2 separate regions of the Homo sapiens genome follow, and region 2 is linked to region 1. A link is a loop called in an ENCODE intact Hi-C map of the cell type or tissue named here. Cell type or tissue: PC-9. All regions are shown on one strand. Each heading gives the region's core, and the rest is flanking DNA. Links, peaks and the distances in the headings are about the cores only. Region 1 overlaps SAXO1 (stabilizer of axonemal microtubules 1). Region 2 has its middle 47 kb from the start of SH3GL2.

Region 1 (2,912 bases), core at 163-2,662:
TAATTGCAGTCACAAACCGGGTGGACATCCTGGACCCCGCCCTGCTACGCTAGGGCGGCCTGGACCGCAAGATCGAGTGCCTGGGCCAGAATCATGCAGATCCACTCCCAAAAGATGAACGTCAGTCCTGACGTGAACTGCGAGGGAGCTGACCCGCTGCACAGATGACTTCAACGGGGCCCAGTGCAAGGCTGTGTCTGTGGAGGCGGGTATGATCGCACTGCGCAGGGGTGCCACGGAGCTCACCCACGAGGACTACATGGAAGGCATCCTGGAGGTCCAGGCCAAGAAGAAAGCCAACCTACAGTACTACGCCTAGGGCACGGCAGGCCAGCCCCGGACTCGCGGCTGAAGTGCGCAATAAAAGATGGTTTAGAGGCAAAATAAAACAAAACAAAAAAAATACAAAAATTAGCCGGCCGTAGTGGCGGGCGCCTGTAATCCCAGCTGCTCGGGAGGCTGAGGCAGGAGAATCGCTTGAGCCCGGGAGGCGGAGGTTGCAATAAGCCAAGATCGCGCCATTGCACTCCAGCCTGGGCAACAGAGCGAGACTCCGTCTCAAAAAAAATAAAAAATAAAACTCTTCGGAGTAGCATTTTTTCAATAACAGGAAATGCTGGAGATAATCAGATGCAATTGGAAACATTATACTCTCATATACAAAATTAGAGTTACTCTATTCAAAGCACTCCCCCACCATGTAGCTTCTTAAGTCAAGATAATTAAGTGGTACATTAGTTTCAAAAAAAATTTAGATGCTGACCTTACTGTTTCTGCAAACCACAATACTCTGCTTTTTTGGTGCTGATTATGTTGAAAAGAGAATATTATGACATTCTATGGTAATAATTCCAATTGCAAGATTTTGATCTTCAAGGAAAGAAGTAGAGCATTGTTGTGGAGGCAAAGCCTTGAGCTTGACGCAGTAAAATATGTCTGATTTTTTTTTTAGCCCAGCAAAGCTCACTGAAAAGTTTTACAAGTGATTGGAATCTTTAAATTTAGACATTTGAAACACTTTTCACTTCGTAATCTGCCATCTACTCTGAAAGGCGTACCACTTTCCTGAGCTCTGCTGGACCCTAAACTCTAATTGCTCATTTTAGAAAACTAAAGATAAATCTATTTAAAAATAAAATAAAATCCAGAACTCCAAAGGTTTTGCTTTTCCATTCAGGCTGATTTGGTTTAACCCGCAGTGAGAATTGATCAGGAAACGTCTGCCATCTTGTGGCCAAATATAAGAACTTGCTCCAAGAGAGTCACCCATTGGTGGCTTTTCCTCAGCAGCTGTGGGCAGCTGCTCCTGCAGATGGACACCTTTTTATCCAGGCCTCTGAGCATCTCCAGAGCCCACTCGCCAACAAGTACAATGTCCTCAAAAGTTAAAGTTGAAAGGACATTAAAGAATTATTTGCTCAAGAAAAACTTCGGAAGAAGAGAATGTGAGAGAGAAGGGGGAATAAATGTGCCTCTCTCCCTCCCTGGCAGCCCTGAGGGTCTCCACAAATCTCCAGGATTAAAAAATGGGGGAACTGAAGCCCAGAGAGAACCAGTGACTCACTCAGGAACCCCGGTCTCCCCCTCCCACTCAAGGGCGCTGTCTCTGACTTCTTCATGCATGCTTGTCTTCCAGATTTCCCATTGCTTTTTCCCATGACCTCAGACTGGAAAAGCCAAATATAGACTTCCACAGCTTAGAAAACACCTATAAAATTCCTCGCTCCATCCCAACCGGTCACTGAGCAGATTTAATTGGGGTGGGAGGGATTTAATTGGGGTGGGAGAGATCAAGACTTCCAAATAATGAGACTCAAGATCAGTGTTGTCCAACAGAACTTTCCGCAGTGATGGAAACACTCCCTATCTGCATGTGCCGGTATGGGAGTGACTATACTCGAGTAGCTACTGAGCACTTGACATGTGGCTTGTGCAGCTGAGAAACTGAATTTTTAGTTTTATTTAACTTTCATTTATTTAAATGAAATTGCCACAGCTGGCTACCATACTGGACAGTACATCTCTAAATCTTACATTCCTAACCCAGTCCAGCATGTTATGACCTTGACAAACAAAAAACGCCATCCATTCATTCAAAAAGATATGTGTTAGCTGTTAATAAAGAAAACTGTGTTGCTATGATACAGTGCACACACAAAAATAGAAAATATCTGTTTTCCCAGCGTACATATAATTAATCGAGGATATAAAGCATGCTGATGCATAGAGGATGAGAACACGGAGCGGGGTTTTTCTTTGATGGGGAGCCACAGGGCTGGGTTAACAGGGAACTTGCAAGTGAAACCGGGCCTTACAAGTCCAGCAGGAGGAGGGAACATAGGTATTTTAGAGAAAGGGAAAGGATAAGGATCAGAAAAGGGACATCAGCAGGTCCACTCAGGGGATGCCAAGAAACCTGATCCAATTCAAGGTGTAGTTTCATGTAAGGGAATCATGGGAGAAAAAAAAACTAGGAAGGTAATTTAGGACCAGTTTCCAAACACAAAAATGAGAGAACCAGGGAGGTTGTAACCGGAATAAAAGGGAAGGGACCAATTAAAGAAAGATTACAATGGAGGAGGGACCCAGACTTTAGAAAAGAGTCAATGTGCCAGGCTCGGTGGCTCACGCCTGTAATCCCAACACTTTTGGAGGCCAAGGTAGGTGGATCATTTGAGGTCAGGAGTTTAAGACCAGCTGGCCAACATGGTGAAACCCCATCTCTACTAAAAATGCAAAAATTAGCCCAGCATGGTGGTGGGTACCTGTAATCCCAGCTACTTGGGAGGCTGGGGCAGGAGAATCGTTTGAACCCAGCAGGCGGAGGTTGCAGTGAGCAGAGATCGCGCCACTGCACGACAGAGTAAGACTCCATCTCAAAAAAATAAAAAAAATAAAAAAATAAGAAGAAG
Region 2 (2,912 bases), core at 218-2,717, 1.5 Mb before region 1:
ACCCACCTTTCCATAATGATCCCACTAAGGATTTGCTGTGAAATTCAAAGCAAATTATCTAATGACTTTAGGACTCAGTTTCCTTATCTATTTTCACAGCATGTCCATGACCACAGATGTGGGTCAAAGGCCAGAAGGAATTTCCTGAACGTTCTGTTCTTTATAAGACCCCTCAGACCCTCAGTCAGTTCTGAAATTAGGGTGAGGGTTGGGTCATTGGAAACCCCAATAGTAAGCCTGATTGAAAGCCTCACCAGCCCCACAGGACTGGGGTTCAGAAAAGCTTCAATTTAATTTAGAACAAATAGAGTGTTTACACATCTAATGATAACAAATTTGCACTCATTCATAAACACAGACACAGTTTTTTTTTATTTTGAGACGGAGTCTTGCGCTGTCTCCTGGGCAGGAGTGCAGTGGCGCCATCTCGGTTCACTGCAAGCTCCACCTCCCAGGTTCAAGTGATTCTCCTGCCTCAGCCTCCTAAGCAGCTGGGATTACAGGCACCCGCCACCACGCCGGGCCAATTTTTTTGTATTTTTAGTAGAGAGGGGGTTTCACTGTGTTGGCCAGGTTGGTCTCGAACTCCTGACATCGTGATCCACCTGCCTCAGCCTCCCAAAGTACTGGGATTACAGGTGTGAGCCACTGCACCCGGCCACAGATTTCTCTTATATTCATTATAGAGCCTTGAGGCCTTACAGGAGTAAAGAAAGATATTGGTTTGTTGAGTGTACTTGGTGACTCAGCTTAGCTGATGTGACATGTGCTGAAAAGTGAGGAAGATACTTCTAAACCTAACCTGGACCTTTGGGCAGCAACTGGTGACAAAAATTGACACAGGATTTACAGGAATCTAAGGAAATACCTAAATACCATTGAGATCTACCTGTTATTTTTTACTTGAAGTACGTGCTTTTGGTGAATAGAATACATTCTCTACCCCATCAGATCTCTCACCAGACATGTTAACTAGTGACCAACTGATGGACTGGTGGTTAATTGCCTCTGTCAACCCCCAGAGCAGAAAATGCTAAGAAATAGCCAAGAGCAATGTAGCCAGAGGAGGACAATTAAGCCTTTGTTTTAGAAATTTGCCTGAGTAGTTTTCACTGGGAATTAGGGGGACTTTCTTTTTTCCAATTAGTATCCATTTTGAAATATTCAACACAGGGCTGAATACTCAAAGCAACCCCTCGGATTACCCAATCCTTACTCTCAAGTTTGTTGTGTTCCAGGTGTTTCGCTGTTGCCTTAATTTTTAGGCTCACTATTCTGAATACCACATTTTCGACCCAGGAAGACAGTGAGAATTCACTGAACAGTGAGCAACGCAAGCAATTTTTACTAAAAGTGAAAGAGAAGTCAAGAAAGCACCACCAGGGTGCTGTTCTTTTCAAATAAAATACACGTGTCAATAACAGCAGTGGACACCGGGGGGCAGTAACACACAACATAGGCAGCCTTTTTTTTTTCTTTAAATTTTATAATTAAATTGCATAAATTAAATAATGGTTTTCCAAGTTTCCACTTTGAAAAAAGAATTTCCCCAACAGTGTCTGCTGGTCAGGAGATACCACGCAGAGATACATGACTCAAAAGGTTGTCTTCTGGATCTTAATCAGAAGATCTGATTCTGTTTGTGAATCCAGTAATATTGCCGTTTTACATCTTTGACTTGAAATTAGGACAGACTATCTTTTTAAATTGGCTTTTACTATTTTCTCTCATCTCATGGCAGAATGACCAAAAGCTATATATAGTTTTTTTTTCTTGTTTTGTTTCTTTATTTGAGATGGAGTCTCACTCACGTCGCCCAGGCTGGAGTGCAATGGCGGGATATCGGCTCACTGCAATCTCCGCCTCCCGGGCTCAAGTGATTCTCCTGCTCAGCCTCCTAAGTAGCTGGGATTACAGGCACACACCACCACACCCAGCTAATTTTTGTATTTTTAGTAGAGACGAGGTTTCACCATGTGATCCAGGCTGGTGTCACATATAATTTCCTATATTCACGTTTGTAAGTCAGCCCTTCCTAGTTTGAGAGGACAGACTAGGCCCTGGGGTTGTGTGCAGTCTTTCCCTGGCCATGGTGATGGGCTGGAGTGCAGGGGCCGGGGGATGGAGCTTCTGCTTAACAATGGTTTTAGGGCCGCGGTCATCTTGAGGCAGGTGTGGCAAAGGCACCCTGGAGAGGAGAGGTGAAGAGACCTGGAGGCGCCAGGGGTTTGAGAACAGATGGAGAGCAGGTGACCCTGGAGCTCACCTTCCTCGGGGCAGGGACAAGAGGAAGGCCACATGTGCCCCTGTGCAGAGCCAGCTCCCGTGGGACACACAAAGGCATCCACACCCTAGGAGTTTCAGCTTTTCTCAAGTACCACCTCCAGCCTCATCACTCTGCCAGCTGCTCCTGCTTAACTTGTCAGACTCTAGGGACCTATGGCAAGAAGATCACTGGACCAACCAGGAAAGGAAAATACTAAGGCTTCAAACTTTTGGAAAGCTACTGGCCATACTTTTATGGAGCACAGAAGAAAAACAAATCCTCAAGTATCTGATGCTGTTTAGAAATAAGTATAAACTGCAGTTCATCCTTAAAAATAGCTAAATAATAACAGCTGACTGTATATAGTGCTGAAGGGGGTTGGCCACGGTTCTAAAGTCATTTAATTCTTATAAAGACCCCATGGAGCATGTGCCATAATTATCCCAGTTGGGGAATCTGTGGTGCACAGAGGCTAAATGACTCAGCTAAGGACGCTTGAGCTTTTAAGAATTGGAGGTGGGATTTGAACTCAGGCAATCTGGTACCGGAGGCTACACTCTGAACCATTACGCTCTGATGCTGGCAAAATGAGAAATGCAAAGTTTCCTCCTGTAAATGAAAGCAAAGCAAACCCTTACTCTGAATT

Evidence for each region. Peaks named below come from ENCODE experiments on the same cell type or tissue, not always from the same donor. Only the 100,000 strongest peaks of a DNase experiment are listed, where the experiment ranks them.
Region 2: a loop joins it to region 1, with 13 times the contacts of the local background. A loop is called at or near these places in 16 of 110 quality-filtered maps.

The regions. Positions count from the first base shown.
Region 1 is chr9:19,027,816-19,030,727 of GRCh38, forward strand. All of the region lies in intron 1 of SAXO1 (stabilizer of axonemal microtubules 1), which reads right to left. It also overlaps the pseudogene PSMC3P1. Among named protein-coding and RNA genes, the nearest start is that of SAXO1, 3.9 kb to the right of the region's middle. In PC-9, for the core only: a CTCF peak has its summit at 1,221 (motif pointing left); no DNase peak of the experiment used is centred there.
Region 2 is chr9:17,530,412-17,533,323 of GRCh38, forward strand. No RefSeq gene overlaps it. Among named protein-coding and RNA genes, the nearest start is that of SH3GL2, 47 kb to the right of the region's middle. In PC-9, for the core only: CTCF peaks have their summits at 1,440 (motif pointing right) and 1,647; no DNase peak of the experiment used is centred there.